Linked DNA regions of Homo sapiens: region 1 is linked to region 2. A link is a loop called in an ENCODE intact Hi-C map of the cell type or tissue named here. Cell type or tissue: K562. All regions are shown on one strand. Links, peaks and the distances in the headings refer to the core of each region. The heading gives the core; the rest is flanking DNA. Region 1 has its middle 130 kb from the start of LINC01625. Region 2 holds the start of LOC105378023 (a long non-coding RNA gene).

Evidence for each region. Hi-C counts contacts between places; a loop is a spot of excess contacts. Peaks named below come from ENCODE experiments on the same cell type or tissue, not always from the same donor. Only the 100,000 strongest peaks of a DNase experiment are listed, where the experiment ranks them.
Region 1: a loop joins it to region 2, with 2.1 times the contacts of the local background. A loop is called at or near these places in 2 of 110 quality-filtered maps.

Annotation. Positions count from the first base shown.
Region 1 is chr6:139,596,661-139,612,643 of GRCh38, reverse strand. No RefSeq gene overlaps it. Among named protein-coding and RNA genes, the nearest start is that of LINC01625, 130 kb to the right of the region's middle. In K562, for the core only: no CTCF peak of the experiment used is centred there; DNase peaks (open chromatin) are centred at 9,933 and 11,373.
Region 2 is chr6:139,511,647-139,527,629 of GRCh38, reverse strand. It overlaps LOC105378023 (a long non-coding RNA gene), which reads right to left and starts at 2,807. Exons shown (of 3, transcript XR_943067.2): 1 at 1,874-2,807; 2 at 1,044-1,267; 3 at 1-296. RefSeq lists a cis regulatory region at 8,536-9,012. In K562, for the core only: no CTCF peak of the experiment used is centred there; DNase peaks (open chromatin) are centred at 7,623, 8,719, 9,439 and 11,059; H3K4me3 peaks cover 959 bases.

The DNA of each region.
Region 1 (15,983 bases), core at 5,048-13,047, 85 kb before region 2:
ATCAATCAACTTAATTTATCTTATTAATACACTAAAAAATAAAATCCATGTGATTATCACAGTAGAAGCATAAAAAGCATTTGACAAAATCCAACATAAATTTCTGATAAAAACTCTCAGCAAAATAGGAATATAAGAAAACTTTATCAACTTCATAAAAGACATGATGAAAAACTACAGCTAACATGGTACTTAATAATGAAAGATTGGTTATTTTCCCCTTAAGACCAGAAAAAATGCAAAGATATCTGAACTTATATCTAGTTAACATTGTAGTGAAGGTTCCAGCTAGTGAAATAGGGAGAGAAAAAGGAATAAAAGGTATCCAGATTTGAATAGAAGAAGTAAAACTCTATTGTGAAACAACATTGTGCAAAAATAACCCAGGAAACCTACAAAAAACCCTGCTAGACCTAATAGTGAATTTCTCAAGTATCTTTAGTTTGTTCAGCATGCTGTAACAAAATACCATAAACTAGGTAGCTTATAAACAATAGAAATTTATTTCTCACAGATCTGGATGTTGGGAAGTCCAAGATCAAGGAACCAACAGATTCTTACAGAAATATATGTAACCAAGCTAAATCCATGATCTCTGTTGTCCAGTGTGAGATTGGTGCAGTAATCAGGGTACAGTCTAGCTAACAAAAAGTAACATAAGAATAGTTCAATTTCCTCCCTTGAGTTTTCTGAATGCCATGAATTGTATAGTCTCCAGCGAGGCTTCTCAAAATTTCCATTTTCCTTCCAACACTTTTGTCATACTATGTTGGTTTTGGGCCACATTTTACGGAAATGTCTTCCCCTGGCCCATCTGCTTGTTATCCTTTTTCTTGTCATTCCTGATTCTGCATCACAAAAGGCTAAGCAAATAGTCTGGCAACAGCAGATCTGTCCATGGGAGTCAAAGAAAGGGGTAAGTCTGAGTGGGCAACAGTAGAATTCTTTGACCAATTCAAGGATGAGGAAAACCTGGGAACATTCATGCATTGAAAGGAAGAACACTGATGTGCTTAAAAGCACAGGCTCTAGAGCTAGAATTCTAGGATCCTGTGTCAGGCTCCGTTATTTACCAGCTGGGCGACATTGATAAGTTTATCTAACCTTTCCGAGCTTCATTTGTCTTATCTGTAAAATGGAGATAATAATCATAACTTCCTAAGATGACTCTTTGAGCATTAAACGATTTAATACATGTGAGGTACTTAGAATTACACGTGGCACATATGAGGCTCTCTAAGCTAGTACTTAATTGCTATTCATATGTATAGTAATAACTTCGGCACTTTCAAACATAGGTACTTTTTGAGACCCAAAATGGAATGGGCAGTCTCAAGAGATAGTGATCTCCCTATTTCTAGAAGTGACCAAACTGATATTAGAGGAATGCTCCATCAAGAAAGTACACATCACATTCATTAATTTGATACTGATTGGACCAGGACTGCATAGAGTCCCTTTCATATATAAGGGTCTATATTTCTGTGCATCTTTTCTGCCTTGGTTATTTTCTTCCTGTTTCCACCATTCATCCACCCCAGATCAGAGAATTTGAATTCTCTTAATCCTAGGCATTTTTTTTTTCTTTCGCTTGAAGGTGTTTTGTAAAAAAAAGCTTTCTTTCAGATAACAAAACTGACAATTCACAAAATAGGGAAATAAAAATATGTTAACCTCACAGGAAATCAAATATTTGATAATACAAAGAATGTCCCTGCCTTGTGTACACACAAGATTGTAAGCACTGAGAATTTTGTAAAAAAATATATAATGTTTTTAGCCAACTGACACCCACACAAAACAAGTCTTTCTGCAAGATGGATAAAACAGAAAAACGAATTCGAAGTTAATATTTTCTAAGTAGAGAATTTACAGGTATTCCACTATAAAATATGTTTCTCTGTTTTCTTCTTTTTCTACTTCTTTTGCATTCAGGGAAATTCTAATAAACAGTTCAGCTTTTTATCCTGGTGGTCAAAGGAAAATGTATTTTCTAATCAAAGGAAAATCAATGACAATTATCAGAGTTTTTTCCCACATCTAACCTTATCTCCTTTACTCTACGTCCCCAAATGGTGGGGTATTCTTTCAGTTAAAGGCCACCACCACCTTCTTTGAGAACTTGCCCCCCTCTTCCTATACCTTTAACCTTCCTCTCCTTTCTGACTTTCCCACTTCAACCTGCAAATATTCCCACATGCTTCACATTCACTACAAACCCTCCTTTGACCTTGGATCCACCTCCTGCTACCAACCAGTCTATCACTTCTGCATCTCTATTCATACAGAATATCTCTCTCCTCTTCCCTCTCACTCTGCAGACATTTACTCCTCCTTTTAGAATCATTCCATAGTTGTAACACCATCCATCTCCCACCCCCCAATAAGAGTAGTAAACATCCCTCATTGCCTCACAGAATTACCCCAAATACCCTATTGGTGTTATCAGTTTACCTCAACAGCCTTGAAAGTAGACCTAGGAGGCTTGGCCGACAAAGAAAGAGATATACATTGATTCCTTAGGGAATAAATGAATGCACCAGTTCTAGACAAACACATATGAAAAAGAACTAATATGATTATGTGTTATAACCTTGATAGGTACATTTTGTTGTTGAAACTTAAAATTTTTCAGATGAATAAGGCCAAGTCAGTAATCTCTTTGGCCCTGAATTCTGTGTAGGCAAAAATGTGTAAACTCCCACATGGAAATACTAGCCATAGTCTCGGTGCCCTCCAATCAGTAATACAATTGATAACACATATTTTTCCCTGGGCCATTTGGTCTAATCTTTCTATGATCTACATAACTTCTCTTGACTTTTTCATTCTAGAGTCTATACTCTAGATATTCCATACACAGACCAGCACACTGCCATGGGCATCCCTGGACTGTCACTTAGTCTTTCTATCTATGCGTACTGTTTTACCCACTGTCACAAAACTTCAGACACAGAACAGTCTGGAGAGGTAAGCTCTGTTTATCCAAGATCACATATTTTGTTGATTTTTTTTTTAGTTGGGGATTTTTTGAAAGTTTAAAATTTTTTATTTTGTATATCTTATTTATTTATTTGTTTATTTATTTGGAGTGCAGTGGCGCCATCTCAGCTCACTGCAACCTCTGCCTCCTGAGTTCAAGCAATTCCCCTGCCTTAGCCTCTTGAGTAGCTGGTGCACACCACCATGCCCAGCTAATTTTTTTTTATTTTAGTAGAGACGGGGTTTCACTATATTGGCCAGGATGGTTTTGATCTCCTGACCTCGTTATCCACCTGCCTTGGCCTCCCAAAGTGCTGGGAGTACAGGCGTAAGCCACTGTGCCCGGCCTGTATATCTTATTTTTTTAAGCCACCCTTCATTGAGACTTATTGTGGGATAGAACTAGAACATGAGCTTGGCTTACATTTTCTCATTCAGACTTTACCACAATCCTATCAAGTTCACACTACGATTATAAATTTCATCCCCATTTTACAATTGAGAAAACTGAGGTATAAGGAAATTAAGAAAGTTAATCTAAACCACATAGCTGGTAAGGTCTTGAGTCAGAACAGCTGTTTCCAAAGCAGACACTCTTAACCAATACTCTACAATGTCTCATGGAAAATCCGAGAATAGATATTCAGAGGAAAAACTGATGATAGATACTCATGTGTATTTAAAAAGAGAATGAGGCCTGGGAATATATTTCCTTATTATTTATAGAGTGTGTAAGTTTTTAAAAATGTAGAATAATAACATAGGGAACAGAAGAAAAGAAAAATACCCTAAAGATTTCTAAAAGAACATTTTGACCGAAAGAGGCTTTTCTAAGCAAGTAGTTTACTCCTGGGCCATTAGTCATGGATTTAGATTTTCTTTTGAGCTATTGATTAGCAAGTGAAATGCAATTTACAGATTTTGTTAATCATTGTTCTCTTGGTGAGCAAATTTTTCAATCTGTTTCAAAAACAGTCAAGTAATAGAACTAAAAAACCCCAAGCCAAGTTGGATGGGAGAGAAGAGTACTCAAACATTTGCACTGACATCATTGTTTACCTAGTGGAGACCCTCCTAACATTCTAGGAAGAATAACTCCTTCAGGAAGGGTTTCTGTTCTCAGAAAAACATTCCACAAACCTTTATAATTAAGAAGGAAATGCAAGGCCCAAGAGACTTTTCCTTATCAGCAAAGTCATCCTAAATGTATATAAATTTATTCTCTAAAATAATCAAGAAAGAGGATATTTTAAATATAAATAAATGAAGGATTTTTTGTTTCCTATTACATGAATCCATCTCCATCCTGTCTTTGAGTTAATCATCATCAAATTGCACTAAATCAGAGATGGCAGGGGCTGCGCCTGGCTGGATACCAGTGTTTCTCAGTGTTTGGTTATACTGGAAATGTCTTTGGAATGAGCTTAATCTGAAAGATTTTTGACCAGTAATTCTCTTAGAGTTCTAAACAGCAGAGGTTTTTTTGGTGGGGAGAGTAGGGTGGGGAGATGAAGGGATCTCTGTGTGTGATACATATTTTCTTCTTAAATCAAAAATAAGATGGCATCAAGAATTTCTCTCCAATTTTCTCTGTCTCTCTCATGCGCGCGCGCACACACACACACACACACACACACACACACACACTCCCTCCTCCCATCACAACACTTCTGCTGTTGGGAAGTCTAAGAGAATTGGGAAAAGGAGGAAGGAGTGGTGAGGGGAGGGAGACATTTACTTTCTGCACTGTTTGCTTTTTTAACCATGTTTATGTGATTCTTTTGGGGTAAAATAATAACTTTTTTGAACCCTGAACAAAATGAAAAGGCAAAAAGACTCACAGCTACACAGTCAGCTGTTGTAATAAAGAAGGTAGAAGGGAAGTACAAGCAAAATATTCCAGGTTGGCAGTGTCATCTGTATTATTCTTTGGCTGAAAGGCGAAGTTTCTCCTGAGGGTTTAGGTTGTTTGCCCAACTAAGGGGTGGGGTGAAGGATAAGGAAGGCAGATTTGCGTCTATAGCTGATTGGCAGTTTCTGTGAGGAATTATCCACTCCAATAAATTTTGTTATTTCTGCAGTTTCTTTCTCAGAGTTGATGGTACTCTTTACTCTTGGGTGGGGGGTGGTGTGGGGAATGGGATGTTGTTTCTGGTGACTGCTGGGAGAAGAGAGTAGGGGGTAGCTGTTTGAGAGACTGAAAAGGTTCTGGGAGAATGGAATGTTGTTGTTCCTTCATTTTTGAAACCACTCTTCTTTTTGATCGTGTTTGTACTTTAAAATTTCACACTGTGGTCAAACTAGGCAAGGTATAATTTAACATGTCCCCTATAAACACTGGACAACTGCACTTGCCTGTATGCACACAGGCACACAATTTTTATATAGACATTTGTGGGGGAAAAAAATCACATTTTAATTAACAACCAGAATGTGAAAAGGCAAATATTTTAAATGCCACCTATTTTTTTTTTTGCTTTTCCTACAGTTTTTCTATTTAATGGAGATAACATATAAACCCAAGTGCTGTCTTTCTCTCCTTCTCAACTATAATTTAGAATCACACTGAAGAAGAAAGTTGTAAATAAGACAAAGTTAAAATTTATATTTCACATCAAGCATTCAACTGTAATGTAAAGAAAAGCAAACTTTAAGTTTACTGAAAAGGAATATTCCAGCAATTACCAAAAGATTCCACAGCTGTTAAACTAGAGAAACTATTTTTTCTTTCTTGGATTCCAACTCATCATCTCTCACAATTACCTCATAACTAATCAAAGCTTTTATGAAAACGTTAGTAGCCAAAAGAGCCACTTTGATTGCCTTCATTCCATTGACACACTATTTACAGGCGTGTTTATTGCCACTAATAACTTTCTTTTTTAATTTTAAAATTTCTTCACTTGAAATCTGCTTTAAAAACAACAATAAAATATATTCTAAAATATTCACATAGTATTTAGATAGAACATCAATTTTCTAGGGCATTTCTTTACAACATGTAAGGAAAATGTACTCAGGGAAAGGGATGCAGTTCTTGATCTTGAAGACGGCAGCATCAAGCTTTCTTCGAGCATCTTCTTCTTTGAGGACGCACTGCTTGGAAGAGCTATTATAAGAATGTATGCACCGGGCGCAGTGGCTCACGCCTGTAATCCCAGCACTTTGGGCAGCTGAGGCAGGCGGGTCACTAGGTGAAGAGATTGAGACCATCCTGGCCAACATGATGAAACCCCATCTGTACTAAAAATACAAAAATTACCTGGGCATGGTGGTGCGTGCCTGTAGTCCCAGATACTGCAGAGGCTGAGGCAGGAGAATTGCTTGATCCTGGGAGGTGGAGGTTGCAGTGAGCCAAGATCGTGCCACTATACTCTAGCCTGGTGACAGAGTGAGACTCCATCTCAAAAAAAAAAAAAAAAAAAAAAAAGAATATGTGTATGTGACTTATAGACATCTATGATAAATAGCCATGCCTAAATTAGACTGTGTCCGTCCATGCTTTCATACATTCACCAAGTATTTGACCAAGACTTTATGCTGTTTTGCTAATACAACCATGTATCAAACATAAATACTACTCTTAATTTGCACGCAATCTAATAAGAACTTTAAAGAATAGTGTTTCTTGGCTAGGCGCGGTGGTTCATGCCTGTAATCCCAGCACTTTGGGAGGCCAAGATGGGTGGATCATTTGAGGTCAGGAGTTCGAGACCAGCCTGGCCAACATGGTGAAACCCCGCCTCTACTAAAAATTCAAAAATTAGCTGGGCGTTGTGGCGGGCGCCTGTTGTCCCAGCTACCTGGGAGGCTGGGGCAGGAGAATCGCTTGAACTTGGGAGGTGGATGTTGCAGTGAGCCAAGATCACACCACTCTACTCCAGCCTGAACGACAGAGCGAGACTCTGTCTCAAAAAAAAAACAATAAACAAAAAAAACCAGAATAGTGTTTCTTGCCACTAGATCCTAGGCCTTTGCATCAGTCGGCTGTTAGCACAATGCTGCATAACAACAACAAAACCTTGACATTTTAGTGGTTTGCAAAAGTAAGCATTTATCTCTTGCTCAATATCTGTGGATAGGGTTCAGCTTACGTAGGCTTGAGTCAGCTGGACTTGGCTCCAAACTTTGAATTGGGTCCAAACGTGCTAATTCCTCTATAAACCAGTGGCTATCCAAGGCATGTTCTTTATGAAGCAAAAGGAAAGAGCACAAAAGGGAAAGTTCCACTGCACAATTCAAACATCTGCTCCTGTCACCTCTGCTGACATCTCACTGGCCAAAACAAATCACATGGCCAAGGCCAGCACCAATGGGACGGGGAAGTATACTCCATAGGAAATAATAGCCATAATAAAGACAGAAGAGAGTGAATACTTGCTGGACAAAATCCAATCTCCCCAAAATCCTCTTCTCTTTTCATATCATTCTTTCTCTAAGAGATCTCATCAAATCCAGAGATTTCCTTCCTATCTATGTATAGATAATTCGCTAATTTATATCTCCAGCTGAGAACTCTCTTCTCAGTTCTAAACCAAGTTTTAAAACCAAGAAACTACTTGATAATTGTACTGGGATATCTCAAAGATACTCCAAAGTTAATATGTCTTAAATAAAAATCATGCTAACCCCCACCATCTATCATAGACCAAAGTGGTATTCTCCTGGTATTCTCCATGTCAGTGAGTACCACATTATCTATTCAAACCAGAAATCTAAGAATCTATACTATTCCCTCTCCTTCAACCTTCAAATCCAATTGATTGCCAAGACCTATTTTACCTTCATCTTTTCTCTTCATCTTTATCAGCATCCTACTCTACCCTACCAACATCTCACACCTGATATCACTTAATATCTATTAACCAGTGTACCCACTTTCATACTGGTCCTATTTAATTGGTTTTCCATTTAGAGTATCATTTTTTTGAAAGGCAAATCTAATCATGTGACCATTCCTGCTTAACTCTCTTTAACGGTTTGGTGGTTTTTAAATATGCCCCAAATTATTTGATGTTACTTCTTTTAAAAGTGAAGCCTAGTTCTCCTCTCCTTAATAAAATGTGGAACGGAATTAGCTACTTTTTTTTTTTTTTGAGATGAAGTCTCGCTCTTGTTGCCCAGGCTGGAGTGCAATGGCATGATCTTGGCTCGCTGCAACCTCCACCTCCCAGGTTCAAGTGATTCTCCTGCCTTAGCCTCCCAAGTAGCTGGGATTACAGGCATGCGCCACCACGCCTGGCTAATTTTCGTATTTTTAGTAGAGATGGGGTTTCCACCATGTTGGCCAGGCTGGTCTCAAACTCCTGACCTCAGGCTATCTGCCCATCTCAGCCTCCCAAAGTGCTGAGATTACAGGTGTGAGCCACCACGCCCGGCCCTAGTTACTTATTTTTAACAAATAGATGTGATGGAAGTGCAATGTGACTTCTGAGGCTAAGCTTTTAAAAATATACCTTTGCCTCTCTCTCTCTCTCTTTCTCCCTCTCTCTGTCTCTGTCTCTCTCTCTCTTTCTCTGTTTCTCTCTTTCTCTCTCTCTCATTACTTACTCTCGGAGAAGACAGCTACCATGGCATGGAAATTCAAGCAGCCTTATGGAGAAGTAGCTCAAGCTTCTCACCAACAGTCAAAACTAATTTTCCAACGACGTGAGCCACCTTATAAGCAGATCCGTCGCCCTAGTCAAGACTTCAGATGACTTCAGCCCTGTAAGATATCTTGTCAGCAACTTTCTGAGAGACCTAAAGCTAGAGCTGCCTGGCTAAGCTGCTCCTGGATTCCTGACCCACAGAAACTGAGATACTAAATGTTTATAATTGTTTTAAGCCACTAAGTTTGAGGATAAATTGTTATGCAATAGTGGATAACTTCCCATTCCTCTTAGGAGAAAGAGCAAAATGCTTAACCCCCTTCTCCAGACACATCCCATAACCTTTCCCACCCACTCTCTGCCTCCCAGACATGCAGATCTTCCTTCCGTCCTTTGGACACACGATGTTCCTTTCTCCCACAGAGCTTTTGCTCATTATCTTCTGATTTTGCAATAAAGGTATTTCTTTCTATCTTCACCACATTATACCCTATATTGCCACTAAATCTTCGCAACCTTCTTACTTTTCCTGAGATATTTTTCCAGATATTAGTGAACTGGTTAAACTCATATATCATAACCTTTCTCTGCATCATGTAACTCCCCCACTCCATTTACATTAATCATGTGATAATTTGATTTCCATTTCTTCCTCTGTAGACTTCCTGAGAGTTCACTTTGCCCACCATTGAATCCCTAGTACCTGTAATAACGACTGGCTTGGAGTTGGCAGCCAACAAAAATTTGTCGAACGGATGAACGAAATGAAGGAACGTGAGAGGTACACAGGAACCACAATCATATAAGGCAAAACTTGCCATGTTTGGAGTGAGCAGAGCTGGAAGGCCGTACAAATAGGTATCAAGACAGATTGTCTAGTTTACCATTTATGTCCACAATTCCTGTTGCCTCTGTCCTTTCACCTCCCCTTCAAAAGCAGCCTTCCTCTTTCTCCCTGCTTCCCCTTAAAAGTTTCCAAATCCCTTATCTCCATTTTCCTTGCTTGTCAGTATTCACTGGCAACAAAGGGTCAAATAAAGTCATTCACATTGAGGTGCTTATTGTCGGCAGAAAGTCCAACTGTGCAGGGAAGCCCTGGAGGGAAATAGAGGTAGAGGAAATGAGCTGGTTAAGTGGGACAAAAACCCAGGACAGAAGAGAGGCCAGGGTGAGAGTGGACTAGGCTGGAGTCAAATGGAAATGAGGGGGTGGGAGGTAAAGGATAAGGGAGAGGGCAGTGGGGCTAGTTCAGACCCCCGCCCAGCAACTCTCCTAATCCAAGGAAACAAGAAACAGACACAGCTTCCAAGCCATAGGGTGCAATCCGGAGTGTCTGTTGCAAAGCTAGACTGTGAGAATGCCTGTCTGAGGTGACTGAGATAAGGAATAGGAGGCAGGGTCTGGCATTGAAAAAAAGAAGCCTGCAGGAACAGGGCAGGATAAAAGGCCTCCAAATAGTAAGTTTTAGTGGAGACTAGGCACACCTCTGGATGCCAGAAAATTAGAGGAAACAGAGAAACTCTAGATGAAGGAAGAGGGGCCCTTTTATCTAGGGCTCAATAATCTGTAGATTCACCATCTCCATGGGCCTCCTCCCCCTCTACGAGCATGGAAGGCTGTTCTCAGCACTGCATGGCCAGGGGAAGCTCTGGGGGTCTTGTCCAGATGTCCTTACTATGGTTCCACTGGGATAGCTATAGATGATCAAGTATTTACCATCAGTTAGCGGGCTGAGGCATGGGACTGGCTCAGAGGTATATACAGGTAAATGACTAAGAAACTTCTGTTTTGTTTTGTTTTGTTTTGTTTGAGACGGAGTCTCACTCTGTCGCCCAGGCTGGAGTGCAATGGTGCGATCTCAGCTCACTGCAATCTCCGCCTCCTTGGTTCAAGTGATTCTCTGCTTCAGTCTCCTGAGTAGCTGGGATTACAGGCGCCTGCCACTGCACCCGGTTAATTTTTGTATTTTTAGTAGAGATGGGGTTTCACCATGTTGGTCAGGCTGGTCTAGAACTCCCAAACTCAGGTGATCTGCCCGCTCAACCTCCCAAAGTGCTGGGATTACAGGCATGAGCCACCGCGCCTGGCCAGAAACTTCAGTTTATTGGTTGTTTTTTCACTTGAAAAATATATTTAAGTTAAATTAATAAATACTGATTATGGACTTCTGAACAAAGTAGCCAAGAAGAGCATTGCAGCATGCATTAGAAACACACGTGAGTTCATAAACACTTGCTGACACTCCTAGGGAAGTAGCTCCCTTTCTTCAGCAGCTCCAAGTGTGGTTCTGCACCAAGTCACTGAGCACTTCTTCCCAACCTGAGCCAGCTAACGAGGGCCAACATCAAACAATATTCAGTGCAAAGTTTAAGACAGATGGCAAGTATATTCAAAGAATCAAATTTTTGAGATATGCACAGTGAATTCATTCCCTGCCTTTTATTTACTAAGCTATAAAGCTTCTCAATGGCTTTAGTATACTTTATTTGTTTAGCAGAAATAACAGTGGCATCTCAATGACTAAAAGAAGTGGACCAAATGGATCTTCCAATCTTAGGGTTTTTAGCTTCCAGTCTTAGTGACTGAAAAAGATCAACAAACTGTGCCCTCAACCGATTGTTGTTGATTGGACTGTGCAAAGATAAAAATGAAAAACTCTGAATTAGTAGTTGGTTTTATAACAGCGTATCCTGTGGTGTGACCAGACATAGTCCTTTCAACCTACAGAGTAAAGGGAATATTGCCTAGTCTAGCACATCCTCTAATCTTATCACCCAGGCCTACAGATTCTAGAATAAGCCATACTCCACCCCTACCACCACCACCTCTGGCCTAATTACTCAGCTACATCCTCTGGACATGTTCTGTTGGAACTCAGGGGCCTTCTAAAGAACTGCTATAAGACCATCAGGCTTGCCTTCTAAATTCCCCTCTGGGGCTCTATTGAACTGCTGTGTGACAGAGAGGGTACTTCCCCAGCCATAAATAAGTGTTGAGTGCAACCACACTTTCTCATTCTTAATGTTGGAAAACTAGGAGGGCAGTTGCAGTTGTCAGCCTATATGTGGCTGATGACACCTAGAGTCACTAAGAATAAAATTATAAAATTAAATTCATTTTCTATAATTTTTTTTGAAGTGATGTGTTAAAACACCAACAGTCTTACCTTAGGAGAATGTAAACTCCTTAAGGATGCCTTTGCAAGCTTTTTCAACAAGTCATGGTCAACTGCAATGAATCAACACAACCGTCAATATCTATGAAATCTGTCACTTATCAGGTGTAACTAAGTATAAAATTTTCAAAATATCTGTTTTTTAAGTAAATTATGTCAAATTTGGTATATCCCATACAATGTCACTCTCATTTAGTTGCATCCTTAGATGTTTCCTCAAAAGAGAAGAAGGGTATGTCATTACAGCTAGTGGGAGGGCAACCCACCAATCAACAGCTGCCAAATATCTTCCTCTCTTCCTTTAGCCTCTCCAGGAAATCTTCCTCCTCTGAGAAATATGTGTTCAAACACCTTATTTGGGTATTTCCATGATGATATATACTTGTGACAGTGTCATCAATCACGTGCATCTCAAAAGAAAAAAAAAATAAAGTGATCTCAGACATTAAGTCTTCTGTGAATTTTAAAGAGTATCTGAAAAGAGCCGGGTGCAGTGGCTCACACCTGTAATCCCAGCACTCTGGGAGGCCGAGGTGGGCAGATCACCTGAGGTCAGGAGTTCAAGATCAGCCTGACCAACATGGTGAAACCCCATCTCTATTAAAAATACAAAATTAGCCGAGCGTGGTGGCACATGCCTGTAATCCCAGCTGCTTGGGAGGCTGAGGCAGGAGAATTGCTTGAACCCAGGAGGTAGAGGTTGCAGTGAGCCAAGATTGTGCCATTGCACTCCAGCCTGGGCAATAAGAGCGAAAACTCCATCTCAAAAAAAAAAGTATCTGAAAAGAGCGATCTGTCTTCAGCTGAGCTCCTAGAGAATTCTGAACTAATGCAGTATCACAGCAATCATTTCCCTCATGCTTTCATGGCCTGTCCCCTGCAGTGGTCATTTTACTAGATTATAACAATTTATCACATCTATCTCTTTATTAGGATACCAGCCTTGAGTCTATGGCTGTGTCTTTTTATCTTTGTGTTCAGGGTCCAGCACATTGCCTGGCACATAGTAAGAATGTGGCACTACGTGTTGAAACTGAATGAAATGGTTAGATGAATGGATGGACAGAGGGACAGGCGGATAACTCGATGGATGCTATGTAGAATAAATAGAGTGGATTAATGTCACCTAAACTACAAATGCTGCCCCGTTATTGAACTTTAGAAGTTCTGACAATGTTTTGAGAACCAAGGTTATGTTTTGACAAAACTAATTTAGTGTTTCGCAAAGCATAATTTTAGAGCCCAAATGACCACATTTGACAGGATTTTGTTAAGCAGGGCTGCATTTTATTTAGGCCAGGCCCTCAAGACTGACAAGTTATATACTTTTTGTTTGTTTGAAGGTCTTTGCAAAAATGTATGACTGCACCAGCTATGGATTCTTTCTGGTTTCTGCTGCCCTGTAACCTCCAACAGAACAACGCTGCTTCCAGGAGGTGCAGTGTCTTCATGGGTTTCCCAGAATCTTTTCGATGTCATAAGAAGGCAACAGATTTCTAAGGAGCACCTGAATTCCTTGAAAATGGCTTTGAACAATATGAGTTTCTTTTCTTTTCTTTTCTTTTTTTTTTTTTTTTTTTGAGACGGGATCTTACTCTGTCGCCCAGGCTGGAGTGCAGTGGTGCGATCTAGGCTCACTGCAAGCTCTGCCTCTCAGCTTCATGCCATTCTCCTGCCTCAACCTCCCTAGTAGCTGGGACTACAGGCAACCGCCACCACACTCGGCTAATTTTTTGTATTTTCAGTAGAGACGGGGTTTCACCGTGTTAGCCAGGATGGTCTTGATCTCCTGACCTTGTGATCCACCCGCCTCAGCCTCCCAAAGTGCTGGGATTACAGGAGTGAGCCACCGCGCCCGGCCATGAGTTTCTTAATTTAATATTTGTTTCTTTAAGGGATCAGGCTGGCAGCAATGTCATGGAGATATCGATGTGCTTCACTGAGAGGAAAATAGTTGTGCTTCTTTGAGGAAGGGGCTTAATTCATAAGGTAGTTCACTAAACTCAATGCAGATCCTCAAACCATATGACTTTGTAAATTTGTCTAAGGATCAAATCATTTGTTCCAATTTAGTGTTTCTGACTTTCTGAGAATAGTATTTCCAAGAACACCCAGGAGAATGCAAAGTATGAATAATCCCATATCTGTCTCTCCTTTTTTAAATTAAAAAAAAAAAGATAATAAAAGACAAATTAAAATATTTGAATTTTATGATTTAACTTCAGCTTACAGATTGATTCATTTGTGGCAAATTATGACTTGAAACATTTAAGAAAATCAACCCCAACTTTAAAGAAGATGGTGCCAGGAAATGGAAGGCAGAATTTAGCTTACTCTTTGGCTTTAGCATCTTTTTCCTGTGCTATCTTTATAAAGGCTGTAAGTAGCAGCTTAGAAATGCTGGAGAGGTTTTTCATTTTTTCGTTCTTTTTTTAAAAGAAGGATTTGGCCAGAAACTTAGTTATTTGCATATAGTAGGATCTTGACATCTCCTGTGCTTTATCTTGTTCACATTGTAAAATGTTGCATATGAACTCTAGGATTTAAGACACATCAGCAGTTGCTGAACACTGCATTGAAAATGTATTCATTCCAAAGTGAATTATCATTGTTGGTGACGTTCTCTTTTCTAAACCTTAAAAAGCTGAAAAATGGTAATACAAACCACATGCTTGCTTCATTCCACCACCATTCTTGGCAGGACGAGAGCTGCCTGGCAACCTTGCCGTCAGCTGGGCCTGTGGTAATCAGGGCAGTATTGCCCTGTAGTTAAATCTAATGCTTTCTTTCTGAGAACCCATCAGTGGATGTTTTTTCTTCTTATCAGACTTCTTAGTAATGTTTGAAAAGGGCTTCTGTGGATGAGGAGAATATGTCCTCATAGAGCGAGCTGCTGAAATAGTGGGGAAAAAAAAAAAGACAATAAAGTATTCTAATGACTCTGCAGAGAAAAAGCCTGCAAGAACTGCCTGCCTGTTGCTTTGGACTTCGGCCCTACAGAGGCGTGGGACCCAGCCTGACTCAGCTGGCTGGGCTCCATTTCTTTCAGAGGCCTTGGGGAGCCTCATTCCCTATGGAAACTCCAACAGCAAGGATCCAGGGTATGGAGTTCAGGGTCTGAAGACTTAAAACACAAGCATGGCCTTATGTGTTTGGCCCTTGAACATTGACAATATTTTAATTCCAACATACTTAGGAGAAAAATATGTATTTGGAGCAACACCAATGATGAAAACATCCCTTTAAGTAAGCCTAATTATAACTGAGATGACACAAATTTGTTATGATAACTGAGCCTGTAAAAACTGAAACTTCCAGGAAAGAAAGATCACTGGAGCAGCCATAGCCACAGGGACAGTCTCTAATGAGACGCAAAAGTCAATAGGAAATTGGAATTCACCAGGCAGAATTTTACTTTATAGCCAAATTACATAAACAAGGACATTATTCAATTCTTCCTATTCCCTGCTAATTAAACAAAATGATGACATATAAAGTGCCTAGTAGAGTTGCTTCACATGACTGGCACTTAAAACATATATGAGTTTGTTCCTCCCTGGTCAAGCAGATTTGCTTTGAGATCCCTCTTCCAAAGGCCCTCTTAGCCAGCTCTTAAAAACACAGCTCTGTGGGGCCTCTTTCTTCCTTCAAGCACCTTCCATTGCTTCATCCTCTTTCCTGAGACCTATAATCACTAAGAAAAAGAATCTCAAAAGGAGTTGATGAATCCAGCCAGTAGCTCCAGCTACTTAATTTGAGTAAGCCCTAAGAAAGTTAAGATCCTTCTGTGATCCTTAACTTCAGGGTCCTAGAACCCAAGACCTTAGATGAACTTTATTCTAAAACAGAGAATATTATTCCCCAAAAGGAGTAAGTAAATTATTCCTAGTTACATAACCAAAGGACAGCCTCATTCTAATCTTATGATTTAGAGAGCAGTGGCCCTCTATGTAAGTTAGTTAGTTAGTTTTACTTTCCACAATGGTTAGAGGTGCTTTGTGAATGGACAAGAAATTATATACATGCCTGGAACTAACCAGATGCACACATTGGAGGTTGTACCATAATGAAAACATACAAATATTTTTAATTTCCATTATAATGGGTAGAAAAGAATTTGGGCTGTACTTAATGTTCTCATTCCAGCCCTTCCTCTCACAGACCCTGAAATACCTAGAAGTTCAGCTACTTAGCAAACTCGCAGGATGGTCACATTCTCTGTCTTCCCCCACTGC
Region 2 (15,983 bases), core at 4,646-12,645:
GATGTACCACGTTCATTTATTCATCTACTGAAGAACATCTTGGTGGCCTTCAGGTTTTGGAAATTATGAATAAAGCTACTATAAGCATCCTTGTACAGATTTTTATGCAGGCATTCCTTAGTTCTTTTCAGTGACCAAGGTACCCATGAATTAGAGGTGCTGTTACCTAGTGGCCCTCATCACACTCCAGAATGTTCCTTACTCCATCATCCATTCAGCACCCTTTGGGGCTGGGTACTGTGCTAGGTGCTGAAGATGCAGACAGGAAAAGAGAACGAGTCCTGACCTTCATAGAGCTAAGATTCAGGAGGAGAAATACAGACAAGGGAAAAGAAATGAAACAATTTTAAGGCAGTATTGGTGATTAAGTGCTATGAATAATTAATTATCAGGTAAATGTAATAAGTAAAACTAAATACTTCTGGACAGGAAAATCTACCACAAGCCTTTGAGCTTGGAAATGTTGAAGAAGTAACTGTCTCCAATGAACAATAAAATAACTTTTGGCCTGATAGGCTTTCTAGGTCACCAGCAAGAAATTGGACCAGATCAAAGCAAACAGCAACATTAAGTCTAAAATGATAAGTCAAAATTTTATTGGCTGATAAAATTTTAGCGACTGAGCAGCATTTGCATATAGAGGTGTCTTAGTCAGCTTGGGCTGCCATAACAAAATACCATAGGCCAGGTGGCTTAAATAACAGTAATGCATTTCTTACAGTTCTGGAGGCCAGGAAGCCCAGGATCAAGGTGACTGCCAATTCAGTTCTCCATTGAGGAACTTCTTCCTGGCTTATAGATGGCCACCTTCTCACTGTGTCCTTACATGGCAGAGAAAGAGTGAGCTTCTGGTCTCTCTTCCTATTCTTATAAGGACACTAATCCCATCATGGGGCCCCACCCTCATGATTTCATCTAAGTTTAATGACCTCCCAAAGGCCCCACTTCCAAATACCATCACATTACAAATTGGAACTTCAACATATGAATTTGGAGGGAAGACGCAAACGTTCAGTCCATACCAGCAGATGTGAACATCCTACCAGAACATGCTTGGAAATGCCTTGTCCTATGTTCAGAGGCCAGAGCTTCCATGCTGCTGTCAATGGTTTGCTCCAGTGGTGAAGGTGGTCTTTGCCTCTCTTCCAGGACACCACTCCCATGGAAGCATCCAAATGGGTCTCCAGTGTTGCCCAGCCTCAACTACCAATGCATTTGTGGTCCCAAGTTTCTATGACAATTTCCCTGTCACCATCTGGCATGATTCCTGGGGGTGAGAGGTGGGTGAAGTGCTACACATAATTTTTCTTTTAATATTGCAAATAAGGAATATTACTCTTAAGAACAGTATTTATTACATGACTGAGAGAATAAAATATTTAAGAGGGTATTCCAATTAACCTTGATATAGTTGCAAAGTAATCTAAAAGCCTATTTATTCTAATCCTGAGAAATACTAATCTGAGGCAGGGCGTGGTAGCTCATGCCTGTAATCCCAGCATTTGGGAGGCCGAGGTGGGCGGATCACCTGAGGTCGGGAGTTCGAGACCAGCCTGACCAACATGGAGAAACCCCGTCTCTACTAAAAACACAAAAAATCAGCCGGGCGTGTTGGTGCATGCCTGTAATCCCAGCTACTTGGGAGGTTGAGGCAGGATAATTGCTTGAACTCAGGAGGCGGAGGTTGCAGTGAGCCTGCACTCCAGCCTGGGCAACAAGAGCAAAACTCCGTCTCAAAAAAAAAAAACAAGAAAGGAAAAGAAAGAAATACTAATCTGGGTCAGACATGTTGCTGTGCTTTTAATATAACAAGGGAAAAAAAGTACATCCTACATACATTTATATTTATGGGCTTTGATTCTTAGGTGCTTACAGAGCTATGAAGAATGTTCCAGTGTTGCAGCATCAGGGATAAACAACAGAACACTTCATTCTTTGTGAACACAGATGGATGATAAGCCCCTGCTCAGAAAGAATGTCATTTAAAAGAATACTCCTCCTCTTCTTGGTTGTTTTCAGAACTATGTAGATGGACTAAAAATAATGTCAAAATTATTACCCTTGGAAAGTGGGGGTAGTAGCACATGGATGATGCAAACCAATTATTAATGACAATCCAACATGACATCGTGATACAAACAGGGAACAACATGTCCTTCTGTTGAATGCTTCAGAAACTATTTATGATCCGTATTTTAAAAGCAATTCTAAAATAAATGCTATAAGTCCATCATGGCCAAATCTGCAAAGGCCTGAAAGAAATTGGGGCATGTATAACCAAATCAAGATGTGCACAAATAAGAAAACTCAAACAAGTGAAATTCCACCGATAACTGAGAGAGCAGCTGACAATCTCAGATGCCTCATCGTTGTTGTTGCCAGAAGTGCCCCCTCAAGAACGAAATGGGGTGCACTGGGAGATGGGGCAAGGATGACAAAAACTTTGCAGATAAAAAGCATCAACGATGATGAACAATTGCCAGACACTCCCAGCAAATCTGTCTTAAATCACCACCATTCTTAATGTGTTTTATTGTGGCTAAATAGAAGAAATGAGCCCAACCTCTCCTCCTGAGAGTTTTTACGAATTGTGGAGCCCATTCAAGCTGCCATCAGAGTTGGGCAGTGAGACCTGAGGAGGTCGTGTGCTTATTTGTATTCGTGCACTCAGAATTCTGTTAGAACTCTGGGCATTGCTAGTATACATTTGAAGTTTTCTGGCCCCTTACAAGCTATTTTGGAACATGGTTTCAAAACAGGAAAACCAATTTGCACCTACACTAGAGCCATTGAGCTGGTGCCAGAGAAGCCCTGTGGGTTGGCCGAGCACCACTGCAACACAAGGAAAATGAGGAAGGGGCTCTAAACCCAGGAATCACAATTTTCCTTATATAGAAAGTAGAGTTGGCTCTAGCTACCTTTCAGGGTTGTCATGAGGCAGTCACTCTCTAAAGAAAATCCGAGGCCAGGCGCAGCGGCTCTCACCTGTAATCGCAGCACTTTGGGATGCCGAGGCAGGTGGATGGCCTGAGCTCAGAGTTTAAGACTAGCCTGGGCAACATGGTGAAAACCCATCTCTACCAAAAATACAAAAAATTAGAGAGGCATGGTGGTGCACACCTGTGGTACCAGCTGCTTTGGAGGCTGAGGCAGGAGAATCACTTGAGCCCGAGAGGTAGAGGTTGTGGGGGGCCAAGATAGTGCCACTCAAACCTGGGTGACAGTGAGACCCTGAAGAAAGAAAGAGAGAGAGAGAGAGAGAGAGAGGAAGGAAGGAGGGAGGGAGGGAGGGAGGGAGGGAAAGAAGGAAAGAAGGAAGGAAGGAAGGAAGGAAGGAAGGAAGGAAGGAAGGAAGGAAGGAAGGAAGGAAGGAAAAAGGAAATCTGAGCTTATCTTCTTCCCTTTTGCCCAAAAGGAGCCAAGAAATTTTCCCCGGTGGGGAAAGGTTAAGCCTCATAACCTGATGTCATCAGAAGCATTCAAATAATATTTTTAAAAGAATCTTCTAATAAACTATCTCTGGAAAAAATAAAATAAAATGATAAGGATGATTGTCTTTGAGGAGAAAAGCTCGGTGGTTGTGGGCAGCAGACTGAAGGGAAATGGACTCACTGTGTATGTTTTAATATTGGGTATCATGTGTCTTTCAACCTAGTCAAACATTAAATAAATAAAATGTAATTTTCTAACGTAGCCTTCAAAATCCATCATTTTGTGTGTTCTGCTTTATTATAGGGTTAATAGTGACTTAGAGCTTTGCTCTGCTCCTTAGACATTATTCAACATAAAAGGCATCCCATATGAAGATTAGAAGATCATAGGTTCCTACTTAAAAGAAGGAAGCAAGCTCAACAATTATTACAATTTCTCTTAATAGAAAAGAAACATGGAATGTGTTAGTGAAATCTTGACATTTTATAATTAGTCCATTATATCCTAATTTTTAAAAATGTAATGAATGAACTTTCCCACCCCTCTTCTCCAACCAGCTTTGTTTTCTCTAATCAGCTGCCTTGTCTCTTCTACAATGAAAGCACGCCCATACACCTCCTCACCTTTCCTCACGCCCATACACCTCCTCACCTTTCCTCACCACCAAACACTTACTTGCAACAGAAGAAAGAAAAGATCAGTGTCAGAGGGCAGAGAATAAAAAGGTACAGTCTTCTAATTTCTTTTATTTGGAAAACAGAAATAAAAATTACTATACAGGTTGCCAATCATGTTGTCTTTCAAACTTTAATTTCCCTAAAGGGAAAGAGTTTTAATTTTCTTTAGCATCTTAAACATTGTCAAGTCTACCTAGGTTTAAAAACAAATATTGTTTGACAATAATGCCATTTTTCCTTTCTGTCACTGAGGAGCAACATTATGTAACAACGATTCCATGGCCAAGCAAAACTCTCACTGATATTTCATTCAACTTTCACACTGCCAAGGGGTCACTGGTCTCACCATCACTACAGACACCCTACTCCAGTCCTGTTTAGAACAAAACGTTCTTAGAACACATTCTAAACACATTCCCATACCTCTCACCTGCTTATTGAAAAATCTCCTTCAGGGGAAATGACATTCCTCAACTTTTCCTTTTTTTCACCTTTGGTATATTTACTTACCCATGTCTTAGTCAGTCTATGAATACTCTGGAAACTTGAGAAGACCTCTTCAGGAAGATAATGAGAAGGAACAGATTTTTAGGAAAACATTCCTATGTTTTAGGGAAATGAAGATGATTTGTTAAGGCAAATTTCTGTACTTATGGTGCCTAGGTCTCTATACTGGAAGTCGGTATAAGGCAGGGAGCTTTGTGAAGGAAATCTCTTAATTCTAGCAATAAGGGCTGCTTTGAGTTAATTGTGTTAAGGAAGTAGTGTTTTAGTGATTCATGTTTAAATGAAACCATTATTTTCTAAACCCTGCCAAAAACTTACCACAACTCATTCATGTGATTTTATTACAAATTAAGATTTACATAATTTTGGAAAAGAGATGTACACTTTGAACTATTTTGGGAAGGAAGACCTGTGCCTGAAGGCAATGAATTTTCCTGAAAAGTGGAACAAAAGAAGAGGAACTGCCATAATGCCGGTGGCCAGGGGACCAGGGGTCACCCTCAATTCAGTAGTTCTGTGATGGTTTAAAAGAGGAATGTCACACACTACGATGTGCCTGAGGAACACAGCCAAGACCCAGTGGGATTTGTTCCAAGGAATGTACACAGGAGAGAGGGGTTACAAAAGATTTAGGGGTTTTAGTTTGGGCGCAGTGGCTCACGCCTGTAATCCCAGCACTTTGGGAGGCCAAGGCAGGTGGATCACGAGGTTAGGAGATCGAGACCATCCTGGCTAACACGGTGAAACCCCACCTCTACTAAAAATACAAAAAATTAGCCGGGTGTGGTGGTGGGCGCCTGTAGTCCCAGCTACTCGGGAGGCTGAGGCAGGAGAATGGCGCAAACCCGGGAGGTGGAGCTTGCCATGAGCCGAGATGGCGCCACTGCACTCCACCCTGGGAGACAGAAAGAGACTCCATCTAAAAAAAAAAAAAAAAAAAAAAAGATTTAGGGGTTTTGTTTTTGTTTCTGTTGTTGTTCTTGTTGTTTTTCATTTGTAGACCAGTTAACCATCTCCATAGCCTAATCCCCATAAAAAAATAGGAAATAAGATATATGATCAACTAAAGATTATTTCCAAGTTTTTTTTTCCTTCAAATTTGAAGAGAGGTGTTTTACCTCTTCCCTAGACTACAGACAGGAACTTCTGGAACTCTCTTGAGGAGTTGGAGGATGGGAATAAGAGGATGAAAGGAAGAGCAAGACAACCTCTCACTGTAAATAAGCCAGGAGCACAGCTGTTGGAATCCCATGGCCAAAGGAAGGCACAGAAAGCTGAAGATCTGTCCTTCCTCCACCTTTTCCAATCTTAGGGCCTTCTTCCCACATTAAATATTTGCTGATACCACATTTGATTTTCTTTACTCACTGAAGCCTATGGGCCAGGTTAGTGATGGTTTGGCACTACTTGGAAGAAGAGCTTTCATTACAGTGTCTTATTACTTTACATGCCAGTACATGTGTGCCATATATACAAGCACGTGTTGGTTATGCCCACAAGAACACTCTGTAAATGTGAAAGCATCAAGCAAGCCACCAAGAAGACTTCTACCTAAATAGGCAAAACTCAAGAGCTTCTCAACATCTCCCTGCCTTATGTTATTCTCAGTGGCAAGAGCTCATGGGGGCGGCAGGGCCTGGAAGCAGGTGGCCTGGGTTGGCACAACGTTAGCCATCTAATCTTAAACACGTCACCTTTCAAAGGGTCTGTTTCCTTACTTAGAATACGAAGGCACTCTTGGGTTTCTCCTCGCTCTTAATTTTAAAATCTCTATTCCCATATTCCTACTGATAAATCTGAATAAAATATAAACCCCTACATTGACAATTACTACAGGAACGACAGTAATGAAGTGACAAAAATATTACTGCAATCATCTTTCTTCCTCCAAAAAACTACAGATTACAGCAACATCTCCAAAATTTAGTGTTAGATTTTCTCAGCATTCCACATCAAAGGAAAAACAGTTTAAATATATATACATATGAATGTATAAATTTGGTACCTTCACTGCAAAAAAAAATATCAGTGTGCAAAAATGAGTGCAAAAGAGATCACTCCTCATGCATGGAGTGGTGATTTCCCTGAAGTTTGGAGTAGACTTGGCGATTCAGAACATCACTTATCTTTATCCAAACTCCATAATCCATAAACTGTGGACCTATTTTCACCCCTAACCAATGAAAGACAGCTGGCTCCATGTATATAAAGAAATTGTATAAAACTCTATCCAAGTTTTCAGTTCGTTAATGACAAAGATTTGACTCCAGATTTCATCACTGTAACATCCCACCATTGTTCCCCCATGACTCACTGTACCTGATTTACAGGAAGATACAGTCTGAATATGAAAGGACATTTCATCATCAGCAACAACAGAAAGTATCCATTAAGTCATAATTATATGACTTGGTGTTTCATTAGTCACCTTAAAAAAAAAAAAAGAAAAAGAAAGAAAAGAAATACGGTCCTTCCATTCTAACTGGGTACATTCTACAACTAAAAAGAATGTTTTGAACCAGCATGATAAGGACATACAGATGGCAAAATGCAACATCACAGTTGATCACAAAGGCATAGATTTCTATATAAGGGTGACCAATAAGGAGCCAGCAGGGTCAACATGCGATGACGGCAATCAACATAGAGGTCTAGAAAAGTTGAGATAAGATAAAGCATGTGTTCTTATCACTCTGGGAAGACTTCCTGGAACTGGTAGCGTTTTTTGGTAGGGAAATATACATTGGCTGGTGGGCTGGGGGCTCAGGAAAGGTTCATAAAAGCAAGTGGAATAATTATTCAAGAGGGTGCTCACCTTGTGATCTGCTTACGGAGGTCCACTCACCTGGGACCCTAGATCTGCTGCACAATATTTGAAGGAGAGGATGCCGTTAGGGGACAAAAAGTTTGACAAGGACACAGAGACAGTGGTCCTGATAAAAGAAGACAAAGTTCTGCAACTAGGCAGACAGCAAGGAAAGCAGTGCATTCAGATGCTGGAAAGGAAGACATTCTCTCAAGCAGCAGATGGCCTCTCGTGGATCTCACTTGCACCGTACACCATGGCTTTAACAAGACATTTTGCAATGGGTAGCTTAGAATCTGGTATCCAAGAACAGTGACCCATTTCAGGGTGTCTTAATATCCTGAAATTTACCACAAACTTGGTAAGTTGAAGTTTCTGTGGGATATTATTGGGAAATGCTTCACATCCCTAAGTCATTCCTTCTCAACTGTTCCTCAAAAGCTTAAAATAGCACTTAACTCCCAGAGTGATTCAACTGGCTTAAAATAATTCACAAACATCTTCCTCAAAGGAAGTAGGGAAAAGATAGGAGGTGGAATGCAAATCAGCTAACAGGTTTTGTGAACACTGAGAGGTGAATAGATTAGCGCTAACAGATCGGGTAGAGTCTGGAGGCAGCCGTGAAGCTGATTGTGTCTCGATCAGGTTATTTCAGCCAATAATTGTTTGTTGGAGTTAGAAAGCATATAAAGGTTAACAAGGCTAAGGAAGACCGGTCTCTGGGAAATAAACTACATAGCCTAAGGAGATGATAATCAAGGGAGAAAATTCCTCTTATCCTTGCTAAGCCATATCTACATGGAAATAATAGTCAATAGGCTTTCTATATCTAGATGGTAACGGTTTCTTTTCCCAAGGATTGGCACCAGATAGGTTGTTTGGGGAAAGGGGTAAGAAGGGGAAGCACGTGGATTTGCCGCTCACACCTACTATAAACGCTACAAAACAACATTCTTCTTTTATTTTGAAGCCACATTCTGTAAGCTTGTGAGTTAATTCATTAATTCACCAGAAATTTATTTTACACTCATCACACATCAGACACTATGCCAGGCCCTCAGGATATAAAAGTGAATAAATAATATAATTAATCATAATAATAGCTTCCATTATTGGGTGGCTAGCATGTGCCAGGAATTCTACCTCCGTTATGCAATGGAATGCCCACAACTAACTTCTAAATGAGGCATTATGTTCCCATTTGTCAATGGAACACTAAGATGAAGAAATGAGCGTTCTGAGAGGCTAATAAAAGTGGCAGATGGCTCAAGGAACTCCAGTGTGAGAGCGAGATAAGCACTCCATGTTTGCAATATTCTATGGGAAATGCTAAAACAGAGATTACAAAAATAATAGGAGGAGCTTCTAACTCAGCACAGGGGAGAGGAGATCGATAGGCGAGGAGAGGGGAAAGTAGGAGTGTGTATGAGAGCCAGAGAGATAAGGTATCTCTCTGAGGGTGTGTGTGTGGGGGCGGGGGAGAATGTGTGTCCGTGTGTGTATGTCTGTGTGTGCGTGGGTATACATGTTTCTTTCTGTTTGTTTTTTGTTTTTTTGTTTGTTTGTTTGTTTGTTTTTGAGACAGACTCTCGCTCTGTCGCCCAGGCTGGAGTGCAATGGCACGATCTCGGCTCACTGCAACCTCTGCCTCCTGGGTTCAAACGATTCTTCTGCCACAGCCTCCCAGGTAGCTGGGATTACAGGCGCCCACCACCACACCTGGCTAATTTTTGTAGAGACGGGGTTTCACCATGTTGGCCAAGCTGGTCTTGAACTCCTGACCTCAGGTGATCTGCCCGCCTTGACCTCCCAGAGTGCTGGGATTACAGGCGTGAGCCACCACGCCCGGCCCTGGGTATACATATTTGTGTGTGTGTGTGTGTGTGTGTGTGTGCCTGCGCGCAAGTGCACATGTGCCCTGGGGGGGGGAGAAGGTCATAGCACCCCAGAGATATACAGTCCAGGAAAGGAGATAGGGGTAATATGAACTGTCTTTCAACCAACCATACCCACAAAAAGCTTCCCTCTGCATTTCTGCAGGATGAAGCGTGTTGCAAGAGAAAACAGCAGGGCTTACGCACAGTGTTTGGGGGATGACACAAGAGGCCCTGACAAGATACTTTTTATCAGCTTGAAGAAGAGGGGGCATTTATCTTGACAGACTAATTACCCGCTTTGAGTTAGATATTGTTCCGTCTATCCGTGTACCCAATGTGGCTATAGTAATGACAGGTTTTTTAAACAAACAAACCAAAGCTTCTAGGTCCAAATAAATGCTGCAAAGTAGTCACCTTAAGTTTAATTGCTTATTTCATTGTCTCTCTCATTGCTCAAGGCATTTCAGAAACATCTCTTTTGAAATTGCCTTCATAGCTTACGGTGCATTTTTTTTTTGAATATCCTTAACGGTGATAAATTTTCACCAGTTAAAGGGTAGTATTTTTGGTTTTGTTTCAAGTCAAAAAAATCATTTTGAGCTAAGTCCATGATGACTGATTAAACTGGATAAAAATAATCAAAAACACCAATTAAATGCTAGGCACTAAACTGTTTTTCATGAATCATCTCACCTAATTTAATTCTTAACACAAATCTATAAGGTGAATATTAATGTCCCTATTTGATATATATTTAATAATTATAAAATTAGCACATGTTATTGAAGGAAGGTTGAAAAATCTTGAAGAGTAGAGACCAAAGCTGCTTCAGTGTCCCACTTACCCACATCGAATCACTACTGATATTACTGCGCTTATCTACCTAGTGTTTCTTCTATGGGTAAGCATAAGAATACATTTTCCCCAAAAATTAATAACAATGTGTATAACCTTATAATTTTTCACTTACTATTATATTGTGAACAATTTTTCATGTCACTAAATTTCTTCCACAAAAATCTTTACTCCCTATTTGGTATTCCTGTTTGTGGATATATCATAGTCTACTCACACAATTCCAATATTTCAATGCTGCAAAGGAACATTCTTCATAGATAAAACTTTGTGGATTTTTATGATCGTTCCCATCAGATAATTTCCTAGAAGTAGAACCACTAGATCCAGGACATGAATCTTTTTGTTAAAAGTTTCCCATTTCTTGGATGAGTAAATCAAAACTCATTAAGCACTTTCCAAGATCATAAAAGTACAATCTAGCGGAAGTTAGATTTGATGCAGGTCTTTGACTCTCTAAAGCCTGTGGGGTTTTTTTTTTCCCCCAATATGATAAATTAATTTTGATGGAAAATGAGAAATATCAATAAAATAAAGAATTTTCACACGTGCAACCAAAACTATTCATGAAAGGCTGTTTTTAAAGGAGTTAAAAAATGCTTTGGATTTGCATTGTTTCCCTAGGTGACTCTTCCAGGAATCAAGCTCGTTTCTGAGTTTGTGTTTTGTTATATTTCTTCCTAAAGCACTCATTTTACTTCATTGTTACATTCTTTGAAGATGTCAGTTCTGTCCTTTATGAATCTACAATATTATGAATATTCTGGCCCACGCACTGGGATTTTGGTTAAAGTGACAAAAAGCACAGTCTCTCTGGCATTTAGGTAACCAGTTTTGGACAAACTTGGTTACAATTCAGGCAAGCCGCAGGCAGGTTGGGAGTCCACACCCACGTGTTTAGAATACCAAATGACTAATAGATAACCAGTCTTCTTTAAGCCTGGCTACATTCTGATAACAAGGAAAAAAAAAAAAAAAAAAAAAAAAAAAAATCTTCCACCCAGAGCTCTCTAGTTTGTTATAAACATGTAGCCTGTTCTCCTGGAAGGATGAGTGGAATGAGCAATACAAGAACAACCTGCTCCCGGCCGGGCGCGGTGGCTCACGCCTGTAATCCCAGCACTTTGGGAGGCCGAGGCGGGCGGATCACGAGGTCAGGAGATCGAGACCATCCCGGCTAAAACGGTGAAACCCCGTCTCTACTAAAAATACAAAAAATTAGCCGGGCGTAGTGGCGGGCGCCTGTAGTCCCAGCTACTTGGGAGGCTGAGGCAGGAGAATGGCGTGAACCCGGGAGGCGGAGCTTGCAGTGAGCCGAGATTGCGCCACTCCAGCCTGGGCGACAGAGCGAGACTCCGTCTCAAAAAAAAAAAAAAAAAAAAAAAAAAAAAAAAAAAAAATTGAGATTCAATGTATTCATCTTGTTGTCTAGAAAAAGTATGCCTTTATACGAAAAACATATATATTTATACAGACACACAGAAATGCACACAGGTAAGAACATACTAAGCCTTAATGAGTTTGCTGTACACATGAGACTTTCTGCAGCAGAATAATGCATCAGTGGCAAAATAGGTCAAATGGTGGGAACCTCCACATCTTTGAAATCTTTATGAATACAATGCTGTTCCCACATTACCTCTTGCCTAAGAGCTTCAAAACAGAGCCTTGTGAGGAATGTGAAGCAGAATAAAAATCCCAGCTCTTGTGTGGCACATTAAAGAGCCCCACATTCTGGGACTCTGGTGTCATGTTCACAGGGACACATTCTTGTGGCTAAAACAGTGCTTGTAGGTCGTCTGCTCTGAATGAAAAGGGATTTTCCATATGTGTTTTCATAATGAGTGTTAGGATTTGGTTACATGTTTTATCCAAACTGTGAAAAGCTGATGGTAGCAATTCAGAATTCTAGCAATGATCTAAACGACATGCTTACGTTTTCATAGAAACATTGTGGGGAACACTCTTCAAACCACTCTCTTGGTGCCATGCTTATTTTTTAATTTCACAGTCTATTTCAACACATTTTTCCCACGTATGAAGCTCAGCTCCTTCACTTTCCCCCCATCATTTCCGTAGAGCTATGTTCATGTCAGATACAAGAAAAAAGGTATTGAGAGTCAAGGAATACAGCAGGTTTGTGCAGGAATAATTGTGGTAGCTCGGATGTTCCCTGAGTAACACTTAGACGTTGAACATTCATTTCTGTAAAGTCTCTAATAAAAATGTTAGCAACCACAGGGCTCGTCTTTCTGAGCGTTACCTCTTCTCTCCCAGGTCATTTTGTGCTTTTATCAAAACTGATTTCTCTGGCCATGTCTGTAGCATATGTTGCTTTATTGTTTGCTAATATCATGCTAACATTACACTCACAAAACAGTCTGTGGAGCCTGACTTCTGTCCACACAGTCTGTGTTACAGCACAAGCTGGAGATTGTTCCCAGCTCTAGTCAAATGACTCCCTTTAGGCAAGTTGCTTAACGTCAGTTTCCACATGTATCAACTGGGATCCACGCTATGATCTATCTGAGGTCTTTGGAGGAAAGGCCACATTCCTTGTTTCTCAAACTCTCTCCTTGCAGGGGACCAGTCTTCTGACTTTGCAGACAAAAGAAAGACCCATCATTTTTAAATGGCCTTCTTTTGCCTGGTGGGCCAAGCATTATCAGATCCTTACTTTTTAAATACTTCTTTATCTCTCAAATACACAACTGTCTCCTGAAACTTGTAAATATTTTCCAAAACTTGAATGTGTGTTTACTCAAAAACATCCTATCAAGGTGTAATTTTGGAGGTAGAATATATTACCAATTTATTTTACTAATGCATGTACAATCTGTTGTTCTACACGAGCAAAATGAATGTTTATTCTTTGCTTTAAGGCTGAGGTTCAAGTCAACAGTTTTTAAGCACAACCCACTGCGAACGATAGTGGAACTATAAATACAAACAAGGCCTTGTCTCTTCCCTTAAGGAGGTGATGATCCAGGAGAGACAGGGACTTCTAAAAGACTACAGCCCCATAAGTAAAGACTAAATTGAAATACAAACTTACTCTGAGCCAGGGATTGAGATTATTGAGACTGGGAAGGCTTCAAGAAGACAATAACTTTTAAGGTGGATCTTGGGTGAAGAACTGCATTTTAATACCGAAAGCAATGACCAAAGGCTTAGACTCTTTAAAAAAAACAAAACAAAAAAAAAACAGAGTTTGGCTCTTGTCGCCCAGTCTGCAGTACAGTGGCGTGATCTCGGCTCACTGCAAGCTCCGCCTCCCGAGTTCTCGCCATTCTCCTGCCTCGGCCTCCCGAGTAGCTGGGACTACAAGCGCCCGCCACCATGCCTGGCTAATTTTTTTGTATTTTTAGTAGAGATGGGGTTTTACCGTGTTAGCCAGGATGGTCTCGATCTCCTTTCTTCATGATCCGCCCCGCTCGGCCTCCCAAAGTGCTGGGATTACAGGCGTGAGCCACCGCGCGCAACCAGACTTTTTTTTTTTTTTTTTTTTTGAGACGGAGTTCCGCCCTTGTCGCCCAGTCCGGAGTGCAGTGGCACAATCTCAGCTCACTGCAACATCCACCTCCCGGGTTCAAGTGATTCTCCTGCCTCAGCCTCCCAAGTAGCTGGGATTACAGGTGCCCTTCACCACACCCAGCTAATTTTTATATTTTTAGTAGAGACGGGGTTTTGCCATGTTGGCCAGGCTGTTCTCGAACTCCTGACCTCAGGCAATCTGCCCACCTCGGCCTTCCAAAGTGCTAGGATTATAGGCGTGAGCCACCATGCCCAGCCAAGTCTTAGACTCTTGAAGGAAGTAGTGACTTCTGGTTTTAGGAAATCTGTTCTTTGTTGTGCTATGCTATTTTTAAATGCTAAATATTGTGGTATACTACTCTTATTCCCAAGTTATTGAAAGTCTCTAAATTCAAATCATTTGCATCTTAAAATTATTGCTGCAACTAAAAATTCAAAGCAAACAAAAGTACATTTATTTAGAAAGATCTTTGATCACATCCCTCACCTGTTTGAAATTCTTCCAGGACATTTTATTATTGCTTTAATTTCCACTGTTGGGATTTATGTTTATTAGTGTTTTGCATTTCCTTCCAGAAGACAGAAGTTTGGGAAAGGTAGGAGTGTATTATAGGAGATTAGGAGAGGAGAGGGAAAAAAAGTGAGATTATAAGATAAAGAAGAAGAACCCTAAACCCCAATTCCAAGCTCGCCCCCACCCCCTGCTTTGCCAAGCCTGACCTTCTCTTTTCTCTCAGAGTTGGATTCTCCTGGGCAGAGCCATTCTTTGAGACTCTTTCTCCCTACCAGGATCATTTATGTCGGTAAGCATCTTCTCTCTTAATCATACTGCCTAGGGAGAATCTAGCAGAAGCAGGTAAAGTCTCAGGCCTGGAGACTGGTGGAAAAACATTTGGTTAGAAGGAAATATAATCACAGACCCCTGTTCCATAAATGTATCACGCAAACTAAATAGCAAACTTTCCCTATCTTTGTTTCATTCCAACATCATAATCATTATGAAGGAATTATTAATATAAATACTTGGGGCATTGATGGCACTTTGTGCTTGATTGTATTTGGAGAGAGGACGTAGGGCAAATATTTGGAACATAAATTGGGATATTTGGGACATAGTTATACTCAAATGTTATTCTTTGCTTATCTAAAATTCGAATGTAACTGCAAATTCTGTATTTTTTAAAGCTAAATCTGGCAACTCTAATTAAGAAGCCATTCAATTTGGAAATTGCAAGGTCATTGCAACCTTTGAAAGATCAGTTTTCAAATGAGTGCTGGGGAAAGCCAGATCACCCGAGGATAAGAAGTAAGTGATTCCAAGGAAGTGGCGACAAGTGTAGACTACTTTTTCCAGAAATTGGATGCTGGAAGGAAAGAGAGAGATGTGTTGCTATTTGATTTTTTACAGACTTTTTGGATATGCCTGTAATGATGGCAGGATTCAGTTAAATAAATAAAGGAATCCATTTGGTTAAGACTAGATATAATCCTTTCAATAGATTTCCCAGGAGAGTCTGTCAGGAAACATATCTTTGCCATTTTGCCTTTTAAAATAATTAACACAAATGTATTGTACCATTTCTGATTCTTATGTTTGAATTAAAATTCTGAGTAGTTTAATTAATCTAGTTTTACCTCTCTTTAAACAGTGAGCAGAGAATATTTGTTTACCTTGGTAAAAATTTTGAAGAAATAACAGACTATGTTAAAAGAAATTGAAAAGATCATTTGGGAGCAGATGTTTGGAATATATATAACCAAAAAAGCATTTGCACCCTGATAATATATACAAAGAACTCCTGAAAACAGATAGAAAAAGTCAACAACTCAGTAACAAAATGGCCATACAAAGCAAACAGACATTTAACCAAAGCAGAAACATGAATGACTGGAAAACATATAATCCAAAGCTAGAGCTTTTTATTTATTTATTTATTTATTTATTTATTTATTTATTTATTTTTATTTTTTGAGACGGAGTCTTACTCTGTCACCCAGGCTGAGAGTGCAGGGGCGCGATCTTGGCTCACTTCAAGCTCTGCCTCCCAGGTTCACGCCATTCTCCTGCCTCAGCCTCCCTAGTAGCTGGGACTACCGGTGCCCGCCATCACGCCCAGCTACTTTTTTGTATTTTTCAGTAGAGACAGGGTTTCACTGTGTTAGCCAGGATGGTCTCGATCTCATGACCTCGTGATCAGCCCTCCTCGGCCTCCCAAAGTGCTGGGATTACAGGCATGAGCCTCCACGCCCAGCAGCTAGACCTTTTTAGTAACCAGGAAAATAATACTAAATAAA